3 separate regions of the Homo sapiens genome follow, and all the other regions are linked to region 1. A link is a contact called in ENCODE Hi-C or POLR2A ChIA-PET data. All regions are on one chromosome and are shown on one strand. The core of a region is the stretch at or near the end of the contact, and the rest is flanking DNA. Distances in the headings are between cores, read along the strand shown.

Region 1 (4,867 bases), core at 2,368-4,867:
CTCTTTGTCATTCCCTCCTCTTCCTATATGGAACATAGCTTTGATGCCTGAAGGTACAACAAACATCTCATGACTATGAGGGGATGAAAATGGATACCAAGGATACCAAGATGATGGAACAAAAAGAATTGATTTGGAACATGACGGCACTATGGATTCATCGTATTGGACCTCTGTGATATAATTCTGAACTTTTCATATAAGACTAATATACCCCTACTTGTTTAATACAACTGTAGAGTTATCTGCTACTTGCAGCCAAATGTAATCCTAACTAATATAGGCAATAAATCATGTTTTTATATCACTATGTAGGTCTTCCAATCTATTGTCTTTGCCAGAGCTGTCTCCATTCTTCTAAAAGGTCCCAACTTCCAAAATTCAAAACCAAGAAAACAACCTCTTTTCTCTGACATTTTTATTGGGTCAGACATTTTGCTGTGTCAGAAAATGATTCCATATAATTTGTCCAAATGGGGAAGGGCTATGCGAGATACAAGGAATTATAGGGAGAAAATTATTGACACATATTTAAAAATATATCTCAGCATAGTTACAAATACACAGAAACCCATCCAAATTAGACTAAGACAGTAAATTTATTGGGTGGATGTAAGTATATCTTATGGACCTAAGGATAGGAAGTCCGGTTGAACCTCATTATGAACTGGAACCAGGAACTGAAAAGTTATGAACCAGTGCAGCTCTTCTCCCTTTCCTCTATGGTAACATGATCTCTTATGATCTACTTTCTTCTTCTCTCTTGCATTGGCTTTATCTGCTTCTGCATGCACATAGTAGAAAATAGTAATTTCAACTGTATTAGCTCAAAGACAAACTAAGATTGACTAACACCTGTTACTTTTATTTTCCAGGCTCTCTGGAGAATTAATCTGATTGGTCAATTTTTTGGTTGTACATCAGTCTTTAGTCCAATTAGTGACCTTGGGAATGGGGTCAAATGACTTAGCAATTCTTAGGACCAAAGGAGAATACCCTTTTGAAAAGAGGCCATGGATATGTATATGTGTGTCAGTGTTTTTTGGAGAAGAAACATCTCTACTACTCTCCTAAAATTTTAATTTGGGGAAAGGTAAACCAAAGTAATGATTCAGCCATTCTACAAACATTATTCTCACTTGCTCCTCCTCTTATGTTTTCTCTCAGGGAATTCATCTAGTTGCTCATGTCATAAACCTCTACACAACCAATGATTACCACAATAGCTAACAATTACTAACTCTGTGACAGCTGTTCTACATGCATTATCTTAAGTTCAACCTCACAACAACCATAGAAGTAGGAATTAACTATTTTATTGATAACAAAGTGAAATTTAGAGATGTTAAGTCAAGCCTTCAAGAGAGAGACCTCATGTCTCCTTGTCTCTGATCTTGCCCCGCTGATCCATTTCTTTTTTAACCCAGTAATCATAGTGGTATTTCTAAAACACAAATCTGATGTTACTTTCCTGCTTAAAATCCTTCTATAGTTCCCTTAGGATAAAGTCCAAATTTCTTTACAAGATATATACAGCCTTTCTTGATTTAGGCAACCTCCATCTAACCAACCTTCACTCCATCCTCATCTCTTTTAGTCACTTTGTCCTAAGTTGCACAGATCATTTACAGTTCTTAACAATCCAGAAAAGAAATGTATTTTCTACTCCTCTTGTGTTCTCTCTTCTTTTCTCTCTTCTTTCTTTTTTTATTTTTATTTTTGATATCTTTTTTATTTTTTTATTTTTATTTTTTAGTATTTATTGATCATTCTTGGGTATTTCTCGGAGCGGGGGATTTGGCAGGGTCATAGGACAATAGTGGAGGGAAGGTCAGCAGATAAACATGTGAACAAGGGTCTCTGGTTTTCCTAGGCAGAGGACCCTGCGGCCTTCCGCAGTGTTTGTGTCCCTGGGTACTTGAGATTAGGGAGTGGTGATGACTCTTAACGAGCATGCTGCCTTCAAGCATCTGTTTAACAAAGCACATCTTGCACCGCCCTTAATCCATTTAACCCTGAGTGGACACAGCACATGTTTCAGAGAGCACGGGGTTGGGGGTAAGGTTATAGATTAACAGCATCCCAAGGCAGAATAATTTTTCTTAGTACAGAACAAAATGGAGTCTCCTATGTCTACTTCTTTCTACACAGACACAGTAACAATCTGATCTCTCTTTCCTTTCCCCACATTTCCCCCTTTTCTATTCGACAAAACCGCCATCGTCATCATGGCCCGTTCTCAATGAGCTGTTGGGTACACCTCCTAGACAGGGTGGCGGCTGGGCAGAGGGGCCCCTCACTTCCCAGACGGGGTGGCCGGGCAGAGGTGACTCCACCTCCCGGACGGGGTGGCGGCCGGGCGGGGTCTGCCCCCCACCTCCCTCCGGGACGGGGCGGCTGACCGGATGGGGGCTGCCCCCCACGTCCCTCCCGGACGGGGCAGCTGGCCGGGCGGGGGCTTTTCTCTCTTCTTTCATCTTTCTTCCTTCTACTCTCTTCTTCTTTCTTCTTCCTTCTTCTTTCTTCTCCTTTTAATTTCCTCTTCCTCCTTCCTCCTTCCTTCTTTCTTCTTCTTCTGACAAGGTGTCACTCTGCTGCCCACGCTGGAGTGCAGTGGTGCAATCATAGCTCACTGCATCCTTGAACTCCTGGCTCAAGCAATCCTCTTGCTTTGGCCTCCCAAAGTGTTGGAATTACACGCGTGAGCCACCATGCCTAGCCTTAGCAGTCCATTTCTAACCTCTTTACAACAATCTCCTTGCCATTCTCCCAGCTAACTTCTACACATTATTCAGATTCAGCATTCAGCTTAGATATTACCTAATTTAGAAGCTTCCCCTGATTGAATTGAGTGCCCTTTCTTTGTATCACTTTGTCCTTTCTCCTGTATCCCTCAATGCTTTTCTCCTGTACTTATCATATTATACCGCAATTTTGTTGTTAACTTATTCTGTCTTTTGCACTGGATTATAAAGCCCTTTAGTGGAGGAATTATGTCGGTCTCAATGCTGAATATTTTAAGTCTACTGTAGTACTCGGTACATAGTAGTTGCTCAACGAATATTTGTTAAATAAATGAGTCTTAAGTCTGGAAGAACTTGCAAAGTTCTTTACCAGGTTGCTGGTAAAGCAACCTGACCTTTCTTTCAGGGAACTGTCAGCAACACAAGCCATGAATACCAACGCAAAACAGACTCTCACTGTAGATCACACGGGAAAAAATAAAATAAAAAGGTAAAATCCTTAACGGTGGTAGTATTTAAATGACCATATACTGCTTAGTAAGAAATCCTGGGGTCATTTTCAAGGTCCCCCATTTCCTACTTTTGTTAAGCTGGGTCAAGTCTCTTTAAACTTTCTCCGTTTTCTTGTCCATAAAAAGAGTATACTAGGTAAGTCTTCTGTCTACCTCGGGACTTCTGTAAGTATCATAAGAGATGTTTTATATGACAACACTTCACAAACGTTTAGTAAAACGCTGCAAAATGTTTGTAGCTGGCTATAAACAAGATCATGCAGATTGGGTTCCTGAGCCAACAAACCCAAAGAAGACCGGTTGCTAGGAAGAGAAAGCCGAGCGTTGCTCCGTGACGTCATCACTCCGCGCCACCCGCGACAGTTTCCCAGCAGGGCTCACAGCAGCGTTCCGCGTCATGGGGATTTGGCAGCGTCTGCTGCTTTTTGGTGGGGTGTCGCTCCGGGCTGGTGGCGGGGCCACTGCCCCGCTTGGGGGAAGCCGAGCGATGGTTTGTGGGCGCCAGGTCCGTGGTGCTGCAGGGCAGGGGGAAGCGGGCTGACAGATGCTGGGCTGCAGGGCCGCAGATGCCCTGGCATTGCTTCTTGCCAAAGACTCGCCTCAGTTCCTGAGACCCCCAGTGTGCTGGACGTGCCTACTTTTCAGGCAGGCCCAGGCTGAGGCGTGGCGGGACTTGAAACACAGTTAGAACGTAGATGTGGTATTCTACATTGCTTTCTTGGCTTTGGGTTATTTATCAAATAGATTGAAGAAAAGCAAAACACGTGGAAGCCTTATCTCCGTAAAGAGGCAGCGTTTTTACATTTTTAAACGTTCAGCGTATCCTGCTAGAAAAATTTCAATTTAAGCAATGTGTCTTTACAATTGTTATCAGTAGTAGTAGGTAAATGTCTCCATAGTGAAGATGAGCAGAATTAGAAAAGAAAGCCCTCTTAATTGCAAACCCCAGATTGTTTTTGCTTTTACAGTGTGATGATGGAGATGGCTTATTTAAAACGGCTTTTTATTATTATTATTTTTTAAAGTTGTCTGGCGCCGGGAGTGAGACCCTAAAACAAAGAAGAACACAAATCATGTCCCGAGGACTTCCAAAGCAGAAACCGATAGAAGGTGTTAAACAAGTTATAGTTGTGGCTTCTGGAAAGGGTGGAGTCGGAAAATCTACTACAGCAGGTATTATAGGATATTAATTCTATTCCTGATTAAGAACTTATGCCAACAGACAAGTGCACACTATTGAAATTATAGTTTTGTGTTTTAAAAATTTATTTGTGAAGTTCCTAACATGTGATTCCTTAGTTTCAGGAGTTGGTAGCGGGTAGACGCTTAGATTTTGGAGTTAGACAAAAGTAGGTACTAGCCGGGTCTCCCACCCCTTAACTCAGGAAAAAGTGGTCAGATTGTACAGCAAATCTTCAGTTCACTTAACTGTAAAATGGAGATAACTTCTTTCATAAGATGGTTATTCAAATTGCACAAGCTAACCACTTAGCTTAGTGTTTACTAGTGTTCAATAATTGGTTGCTGTTATTTTTAAAACATCTAGTAACTTTTTTTTTTTGTTTTTTTTTTTTTTTTTGAGACGGAATCTCGCTCTGTCACCCAGGCTGT
Region 2 (4,867 bases), core at 1,726-4,225, 4.2 Mb after region 1:
AATATCATTACCATTAGTTGTAAAATGGGGGGGAGGGGGTAGGTAGAAAGGATAACAGCTTTAGAAATCAGACAAGGCTTTTTTTTCTGTTTTAAGAAAACCCTGACTTCTAGTTTTTACAAATCAATTATGCAACAGTATCAATAAACATACCAGATTTAAATCTAAATCTTCAGAGTCAAGTTCTATAAATTTAACTTGGATTGTCCTACAGTGGGAACACATGCCAGGAAAAAAGTTTACAGCGGATGTTTAAATTATGATTATGTTCTCATACATATAGATGCACTGAATCCTCCCATAAGTACCCTGAGTGAATGGCAGTTCTGTTTGGTCCCATATGAACTATGAACTATGGGACCAAACAAAAATCAAAAGCCTGTGTAACTGGCAATGCCCAATTACTCTGCAAACTAGTTTCCTCATTGTGTTTACCTTATTTAAAGCCCGCACCTACTTCCAGAAAGGATTTTCCATCTGCAAAATCAAATACCTGATTGGCAGACCTCTAAAAGACACTAGTTTTTGTCATTCTACTTTCTCTCATTCATTTTCTTAGAAATTACATTAACTGTATTTCAAACAAAATAACGACAACAATAAAAGACTTGTTTTTGTTTTGTTTTGTTTTCAAACCAAGCAAGCTAAGTCCTACAAAATGCCTTATATGTGTGACCTCTCTCTTAATTTACCTTTTAATTTTCCATGTCTGCCAGATGGAAAAAAACTCTATGCCAAAAAAGTATATATAAATAATTCCTTAACCAGTCTATAAATAAAGTATGGCCTTTAATTTAGGAAATCTCGATACTTTATTGGAACTCAACTTTATAGCTGTGTCATTACCTAACCTACAGCTTATCCCAAGTAGGTGTCAAGCTCCATTAAGTGTTCAATTTCAAACTGCCATTACCTGTGAATCCCTCGCCTGCATTCACACATTAACTTACTGTGTCCTATTCTCGGCTAAATCTTTATTTCAATGGCTTAACTCTCAAGAAGAATGAAAACAAAAAGATCACAATCTCCACTATATTTAGAAGCTTTACATTTTCTTGAAAACTGAGCTTTTTATAGCGCTAAACTGGATTAACTGCTTTCTTACTACTCCACTGGAATAAATACAATTTACTTGTGACAAAGATTAGCTGTCATAAATGTAGAAAGAGTAAAAAAACAAACTAGAGACACAAAATCTGGGTTCCAATTCTGACTCAGCCTCCTGGTAGCTGGCTGACTACTCGATGTTCCCAAACTTCAGCTTTTTTGTTGGTAAAAAATGGAGAATAATATCATCTACCTATAGAGTTATTGCAAGGATTATCATAATTTACGTGAAATCACTGTAAACAGTAAAGCATCATAGAAATGTTGGGTAATATTGGTGGTATCCTGGTGGTATGAGTAAACAATAGACTAGAGAAACATGTACCTCAAATAAGGGACTTACTTTTTTCACTAAATAAACATCACTTTCCAAAACAAATACGCATCAGGAGGACAGCTCGAGATAAACTCTGAACTAGGATTCAGGCATCTGGATGAATGCATCTTCTTCAGCCAGTTCCACCATTAACTCTAAGTATCAACACAGGCGAAATAATTTTCCTTTTCATCTCAAATGTCTTCATCTAAAAAATCCAACTACTGGACCAGATGTTCCATAAGTATTATTACAGCCTTTATCAGCCTACCAAATGACTAAGTATTCAAAAGAGTCGATTAACATTATATTCAAAACTTAGAGCACTGTTTGGTCTACCAGCAAAACAGAACTTAAGGGCAGACGATAAAAAAAATATTTTTAATTAAAAATAGAATTATATACAATTCTCGAGAAGCAAAGGATGAGTTAAACTACCTATAATAGTTCTCCCTCTAAATGACTAGTGATGAACAAGGTGCATTAACAAAAGGGCGGGGCTCCTTCCCACAGCTTTTTGGGAACCGCCCACTTCCCAAAGAGGTGTAACTGCTACCTCCTTGTCTTCATCTGCCAAGAAACTTGAAAGATTAAGGTTTATATTGTCTGAGAGAGGATTTTATTTTTCTTTTTACTTGGGTGGGGTTGGCAGTAGTCATCTGGCAAACATATCCTATAAACACCATTATCCACAACGCCAGGTCTCCCCACAAAGTCTTAAAGATCTAAGTTTTTAGAGTAATACCAATTTTAAAAAATAAGTTCAGACTATTAACTCAAAATTAGATTACTGTGTTAACAGTAATCAGTGCTGCCAACTGCCAAGTTTTCGCTTCTCCGAATTATTCACCCTCCCGCGTCTCCGCAGAGGCTACGATTTGCCCTCTCCTGCACCGCGCCAGGTCCCGAGAGAGAGTCCGCAGGGGCTCCCAGGAGAGGGAAGGCCGGGCAACCCAGGCCTCGGCGCTGCCACCCCTCGCTCCTCACCGATGACGATGCGCAGGTGCTTGAGGCGAGTCAGTGCGTCCTTCTTGGTGTCTAGCACCTTCTGGGTGGACTTCTTCACGTCCCCGTGCGGCTTCTTGGAGAACATCCTGTCGCTGCCACTGCCACTGCCACTGCCACAGCCGGCTCCCAGCCGGGTCCCGGCGGCAGAAAGTGGAGGGAGTGGACGGGGAGGAGACTAGCCAGAGAGGCTCATTAGCTCCCCAGCCTTGCGGGCCAGGGCAGAGCCGACTCCTTCCCGATCCAGGCCAGGGCCGCCACCTCCACCCGCCTCGCGCCGCGGCTCCAAGGCACCTTCGGCCCCAGCTCCAATATGGCGGATCCCTCTCCCGGCCCTGCACGGAGCGAGGCAGACCCGGGCTGGCCGCCTGCCGCCGCCGCTCGTCTCCAGCGGCCGCCGCTCGCCGCCACAGGCCGGGGCCCCGGACCCAGAGCCACGAAGGTGGAGCTCTCGGCGGCAGGAGCACAACTCTCTCCCTGAGGCCCCCTTAAGGTTGAAGCTTCTTTAGCAGCTTACACCCTGCAGAGGCCGAAACGGAGACGAGTGTGGTAGTGATGGGGTTTCACGACTCTGCCGTCGGTGGCGAACGGTGTCCGTGGCAACCGCCTTCTGACGTCAAGAGTTCTTGACGTCATGCCAGCATGAGATCACCCGTGGCACTCCCCGCCTTGGTTTCCTGTGTAAGCAGCCAAAGGAGAATCTCAAGAAAGGCAAGGAAGGTAGTTACTGCGTGCTCCATTGTAAGCCAAATGATAGTAATAAGCAAAGAGAAGTAATCTTTATTAAATATGTCCATGATTTATCTTTGAAAATGTGCATAAGTTGTTGTGGCCACCAGATCCTCTAGCAGAAAGATAAACGAAGTTACAGTTGGGCAATTTATTCTGTCCTAAATCTATTACTAATAATATTTCCTGCACTATGTATGTGATTTCTTTCATATTTTTTCTATTTGCAATATCCCTGTTTTTTGCTGCAAACAACTTGACAACAGAAAGGCTTAAGCAGAGGTATCTAGGTTTTTTAAATAAAAGTAATCTTGCTTTCCTTTTCTATTGTGCTTTTAAAAATCTTTTCCCCATCTGCACCCCACATAAAGATGAATATATTGTCAGTTTTTCCTCTGCAAAGAAGAATTCAAGGTTCTTATTACATTGATGGAGTCATCTGAAGAATCTGCAATAGCTGAAAAAAATCCGTGAAATTCTGAATGACATAAATTGAAATTTTTATTGGAACCCTTTTTTTTTTTTTCCTTTTTCCTTTTCTTTCCAGACAGGGTCTCTGTGTCCCAGGCAGAAGTGCAGTGGTGTGATCTCAGCTCACTGAAGCCTCGAACTCCCAGGCTCAGGTGATGCTCCCACCTCAGCCTACCGAGTAGCTGGGACCACAGGTGCGCGCCACCACATCCAGCTAATTTTTGTGTTTTTTGTAGAGACGGGGTTTCGCCATTTTGCCCAAACTGGTCTAAAACTCCTAGACTCAAGTGATCCGCCCGCCTCAGCCTACCAAACTGCTGGGATTACAGGCGTGAGGCCACTGCGCCTGGCCAGGAACATTTCCTCCACAAAATAATTTGATAAAGAGTGAGTTTGCTTGTTTGAACTGTTTCCTTCTATGTTCTCACCCATAGCAATAGACTTGTCCAATGAAATATGTGATTAACATAGAAAAATAACAAAATCAGCAAAGAAGAGAGATGTAAGACATTTGCCAAAATTATGTTAAAATATAGTGCTTTGCTTAATGGTAGTTTGTTTCAACAACAATCCTATATTTTTTAAAGTACAAAAAATTTATTCAGTTTCTACATGTAGGGTTTGTTTGTATCATCAAACTTACAAGCCATACATGTTTTGAGGAAGCTTATAACATAATAGAAAAATAAGGGGATTGTTCAAGAGATTTTAGTTCTAGTTCCTCTCAGCATCAGTTTTCTTATTAATAAAATCAAAATAAGGTCTGTCCCTCACAGTTTCGTGAAATTTAGGCAATAATACAATGTTTTCAAGCATGATCTTTAGAATTACATAGACCTAAATTAGACATTCTGTTTTTCACTTGCAAGGACTTACTTGCTCTCGGGCCCTTGGCATGTAGTTCAGTCTCAGCCTGATTTTCCTCATTTGTAAACTACATCAGTGATTGTGATAATTAGGTGAGAAAAGTATTGAAAGTTACATCTATAATGACACATCTCATAACATTCCTTTCCTTCATAGAATTTAAATACAGTAATTTGTGTAACTGTTTACAGATTCTCTCTTTCATGAGACTGTAAACTCCCTGAGGACAGAGACTGTATAGATTGTCTAAAGTTGTATCCCAGTCTTCTTGCAAAGTGCTCTTTGCAAGATAGGCTCAATAAATCTGTGTCGAATAGAAGAACGAATGTCACTGTCCCTTCCTTTCTCTTGCGCAAGTACTCAGTAAATGTT
Region 3 (4,867 bases), core at 947-3,446, 3.7 Mb after region 1:
GAGACCTAAATTCAGGAGACATCAGTATAGAGCCAGCTGTTGAGGCTGTGAGACTAAGTTCATCCTCCTAGCAGCCTTACCGAGAACTCTGACTATGCAGGCAAACAGTAGGAATTACAGTATACCAGGCTCTTTCAGAGTCTGAGAAGACAAAAGTCTTCAAAAGGTCAAGAGGAGTTGGTCCTGAGAGTAGGGACCTGAACCAGAAGCAAGGGAAAACTTTTATCAGTCCACTTGGGAACTAGCCAGTGCTGGAAAGTACCCTTTGTGCCAGAGATGCTGTATGCATTTACCGTTTTCTTAACCATGTTTCAGTTTGGGATTTTTTAGATTAATAAAATAGAAATTAATTTTTAAAAACACTTGAGAAATTGGAATTCCCTTATGAAGGTCTTAGAACATTTTTTCTTTAAAATAGAAAGTTAGTTTAGGAAATACATTAAAGGAGTAAGAATCCCTACTTCAGTATTACAGCAGGCATTACAGTGCCACAAACATTAGTGTATCTTGCCTTCCTTGTACACAAACCATCTTTATCTGGGGAGAAAAACAACTATCCTAACATTATGTTTTGCATTTTGTATTCATTAAATGGGAGTGTGCCTTGGGGAAAGTCAAAATAGGCACAAATTTGCGATTTGAAAAGCCACCTGCTCTTCTCCCGGAGCTACCTCGCCAGCTTGGAATTACTCTCATTAATCCATGCAACACTAGCTGCTCTAAGCCCCATCCCCTCAGCTCTAGTTCATTATTAATCAAGGGTGCTTAACCTCATTCCCCATTACTCGTATTTCAACCTCAGTTCCACATTTTTTTTTTTTTATTTAGATAGATCTTCCTCTGTCGCCCAGGCTGGAGTGCAGTGGCGTGATCATAGCTCACTGCAACCTGGATCTCCTGGGCTCAAGCCATCCTCCCACCTTAGCCCCCCGAGTAGCTGGGACTACTGGCGCGCGCCACCACGCACAGCTAATTTTATTTTTTGTAGAGACGGGGCCTTCCTATGTTGGCCAGGCTGGAGTTAGGCTTTCTTTCTTTTTTTTTTTTTTTGAGACGGAGTCTCGCTCTGTCGCCCAGGCTGGAGTGCAGTGGCATGATCTCGGCTCACTGCAAGCTCCGCCTCTCCGGTTCACGCCGTTCTCCTGCCTCAGCCTCCCAAGTATATGGGACTACAGGCGCCCGCCACCACGCCTGGCTAATTTTTTTTGTATTTTTTAGTAGAGACGGGGTTTCACCGTGTTAGCCAGGATGGTCTCAATCTCCTGACCTCGTGATCCGCCCGCCTTGGTCTCCCAAAGTGCTGGGATTACAGGCGTGAGCCACCGCGCCCGGCCTCCGCTTTCAAGACTAAAAATTGCCTGGGCACTGTGGCTCAAGCCTGTAATCCCAGCACTCTGGGAGGCCGAGGAAGGTGGATCACTTGGGCTCAGGAGTTCGAGAGCTGCCTGACCAACATGGCGAAACCCCGCCTCTACTAAAAATACAAAATTAGCCGGTCCTGGTGGCACACGCCTATAATCCCAGCTACTCGGGAGGATGAGGCAGGAGAATCGCTTGAACTCAGGAGGGGGAGGTTGCAGTCAGCCGAGATCGCGCCATTGCACTCCAGCCTGGGCAACAAGGGCGAAACTCTGTCTCAAAAAAAAAAAAAAAAAAAAAAAAGACTAAAAATTGTCGGGGCTGCTGGCCAAAAGAAGATCTTGCCTGGCTGTCAGAAAATAATGTTCTTTCCAGCGGCTGCTTGAACCCGCTTCCTTCAGTGCCTAAATTTAACGGCTGCAGCTGCAGCTGCAACCTGTTTCCCCCGTAATAGGAATGAAAGTGGAGGATAAAAGAGGTTAGGAAGAAGGCAAGCCAGCAGTCTGACCAGACACAGGATGCATGTAAGAGACTTGTTAATTACACGTTCTATTTAGGTCACACTGATAGGCAAATCGCTATTCTGGGCCCCCAGGAAGCCTTTTCGTCCTTGCTATAGTCAATTCATTCTCCAGATGAAAGCCTGAAAGCGCCACGACCCAAGTTTCACGTCTATCCACTCAAGAGGCCTGCTTGGCGCAGGCGCATACCTTCAAAGGCCTCCCGCCCTCACTCCACCACCCCCTTAGGGGGCGGGGCCTCAGAGCTCAGTGCTCGAACTGGCTCCAGAGCCGTGAGTTCGGCATGCAAGAGCGGAAGAAACGCGGCTGGTACCCCGGAAGCAGTCGCTGCAACTTCCGGGAGGTGCTTGTGTGCCTGGTGCGGGAGCTACGGGGCCCAGGGATTGTGTTTAAAGTAGTGCTTCTACCAACATGTCCCGTGGTTCCAGCGCCGGTTTTGACCGCCACATTACCATTTTTTCACCCGAGGGTCGGCTCTACCAAGTAGGTGAGTGAACCAGGTTCGCCTGTGGGCCACCTGAATTGCCCTGTCATGGTACGTGCCTGGAGCGAGCAGACGCGGCCCGGGTTTAGTCTGGGGCCGAAGCTGGGCTGGAGCTGGGAAGGGAGAACGGCTGAAGCTGGATTGAGCTCTGTGGTGTTTGCACCCCCGTCTGGACGCAGGGATCGGGGGCCTGAAGGCCTGTCTCTGCAGGGCGAGCGGCCACACTGCGTAGACCCAATGGAGAGTTAAGGAAGATAGGGCTGTAATGCCTGACTCCGGCTTCGTGAGGCCCCTTCAGTTATTGTATTCTGTCCTGGCCAGGCACAAGGTCTGTTTCTAAAGGGTAATTGATTCCTTAACGTCTCAACTAAAATGCCTCCTCTCCGTTTTCCTTTGTTTGCAGCATGGACTTCTGTGGTTAATTCCACACAGGCACTCGAAGCCTGCTATATACCAGACACTGCTAGTCCTAGGAGATACAAATGTGAATGTTACACCCTCTTCTATACTGAAGCTCACAGCTTAGAGTGACAGATACGTTAAACAAACGGATAAAAAAAATTAAAAGTGCCAATTTACAAATATCTACAGAGTTCAAGACATCTTTGGGAATCTGATAGAATGAGTGACTCAATTCTAGAGCTGCTCTTGAGATTGGCATCCCCTTTTTACCCACATCTGTTTGAATGCTCCTGTAATTTAAATGCCGATTCTGAGTTGTAGATGAGGTACTGTGTACTAGTTTACTGAAGAACACCTGTAGTGGAAAGAAACTATCAGTTACTCGGAATAGTAATGTATTGCGCTGAAACGGTGTCAAGGTTTAGGTTATGATTATAAGCCAGACCCTTGATCTCTTACCATAGAGAATTTAGTGTCAGGAGGGCTTGATTTACATCTGGTCCGTGATGGTTTTATTTTTGAATGAGTTTAGTGGCTCCGTGTCTTGCACAGTAATATAATCATCTGTGCTTGGAATCATAAGGAGAGAGTTGGTCTGTAAATGAGGTTCTCTTCACCTGTAAATTTTAGAAATAGAGTTAAAGATAACTTGGAATGAAACTGCTCAGTGTATTACTGCATAGTGTATATAATGTAGCAAGAAACATCTTGTTGGATAATTCAGTAGCCCTTTTAATTTATCCCCAATTGAAAAACATGATTAAAGATAGAACAAAGAGATAACTGTATCCTCAAAGAATTTTCATTTATTGTATTAAATTCCTGAGTTTTAAATAATTTTCGTATATTAGACTACTGCTTTCAGCGTTCCATTCGTGATTTTTAATATGTGAACAGGAAAAGTCACTCTGAGACCTTTACTTTGTTTCTATATACTGTATTGTGAAGTCCAGCCATAAAGCATAATCGTTAATGCTTCCCAGATTTGGTGAGTGGAAAGGCTGAACACAGTGTCATTGTGATGGTTTTAAAAGATTTGGAAGAGAACATCTATCTGAAAACAAGTTCATTATCTAGACAGAATGATTTTTTATTTATTTTTATTTTTTTGAGACAGAGCTTCACTCTTGTTGCCTAGGCTGGAGTGCAATGGCGCGATCTCGGCTCCCCGCAATCTCCGCCTCCCGGGTTCAAGCAATTCTGCCTCAGCCTCCCAAGTACTGGGATTACAGGCATGCGCCACCACGCCTGGCTAATTTTGTATTTTTAGTAGAGACGAGGTTTCTCCATGTTGATCTCGAACTCCCAACCTCAGGTGATCCACCCACCTCGGCCTCCCAAAGTGCTGGGATTACAGGCGTGAGCACCGGGCCTAGCACCAGCCTAGACAGAATGATTTTAATCTCTGTGAATAACACACTCCCTCTGCTATTCAGGGCATTAATTAGACATTGTTAGGAAAATGAAAGTGAAAGAGTAGTATGAGCAAGCAGTATAGTGAAGAGTTCAGGCCCTGGAGTCATACATGGATTCAAATCTCTGCCCTGCTCCATACTACCTGATCTGGGCACTTGCCAGGTATGTAACCTTAGCCTTAGTTTCTCTTTCCAAAGTTGGGCTCATAATAATTCTTCCTTAAATGGTGGTTTTGAGAATTAAATAAGGCAATGTATGTAGAGTGCTTAACGTGTGCCTGCCACATAGTAAATGCTCAGTGAATGTTATTAGATGCTTGTTTGATTCTTTGGCCCCCCCTTTTTTTTTTGGTCTATTAGATTAGTAGCTCTGTATGGAATATTTCCCTTTTTATGGGTCCTTCCATGCTTAGTTCTCCAGTAAAATATATACATAATCATAATATTCTAAATACTGTCTGTTTGTAAACTTTAGAATCCTCCAAAGACAAAGCATGGAAGGATTATAGGATGCAAGTTGTTAACATTGACAGTAGGAAAATAATATTTTAAAAATGGGATGATGATGAGGGGAGATTAATGGAAGGTAACTATGCTCTTTATCTTCCATACTTGGGACTCAAAAGATAAATGTCGTCTAAAGTTGATATATCAAAAAATAGAGGTAGACATTTAAAGTTATAATG

What was found. A loop is a pair of places that touch in the nucleus more often than their neighbours do. ChIA-PET counts read pairs that join two places held with the same protein, here RNA polymerase II (POLR2A). Pooled maps may share reads with other maps.
Region 2: a loop to region 1 is called in a pooled map, with 9 times the contacts of the local background. The contact joins the promoter of RALGAPA1 here to the promoter of NUBPL in region 1. A Hi-C loop is called at or near these places in 6 of 50 pooled maps.
Region 3: a pooled map shows a loop between it and region 1 (15-fold over the local background). The contact joins the promoter of PSMA6 here to the promoter of NUBPL in region 1. A Hi-C loop is called at or near these places in 7 of 50 pooled maps. POLR2A ChIA-PET finds 5 or more read pairs at or near these places in 2 of 52 experiments (Caco-2 and activated CD4-positive, alpha-beta T cell).

The regions. Positions count from the first base shown.
Region 1 is chr14:31,557,787-31,562,653 of GRCh38, forward strand. NUBPL (NUBP iron-sulfur cluster assembly factor, mitochondrial) reads left to right here and starts at 3,618. Exons shown (of 11, transcript NM_025152.3): 1 at 3,618-3,761; 2 at 4,282-4,429. The coding sequence starts at 3,654. NUBPL-DT (NUBPL divergent transcript) reads right to left here and starts at 3,545. Exons shown (of 3, transcript XR_943720.2): 1 at 3,325-3,545. LOC105370438 (a long non-coding RNA gene) reads left to right here. Exons shown (of 4, transcript XR_943723.3): 4 at 39-310. RefSeq lists enhancers at 3,461-3,860, 3,787-4,342.
Region 2 is chr14:35,806,320-35,811,186 of GRCh38, forward strand. RALGAPA1 (Ral GTPase activating protein catalytic subunit alpha 1) reads right to left here and starts at 2,976. Exons shown (of 42, transcript NM_001346249.2): 1 at 2,411-2,976. The coding sequence starts at 2,516. RefSeq lists enhancers at 2,626-3,186, 3,023-3,122 and a silencer at 2,703-2,942.
Region 3 is chr14:35,290,186-35,295,052 of GRCh38, forward strand. It overlaps PSMA6 (proteasome 20S subunit alpha 6), which reads left to right and starts at 2,197. Exons shown (of 7, transcript NM_002791.3): 1 at 2,197-2,367. The coding sequence starts at 2,292. All of the region lies in intron 9 of PRORP-PSMA6 (PRORP-PSMA6 readthrough), which reads left to right. RefSeq lists enhancers at 1,898-2,484, 2,201-2,280, 2,401-2,520, 2,601-2,660, 4,114-4,293.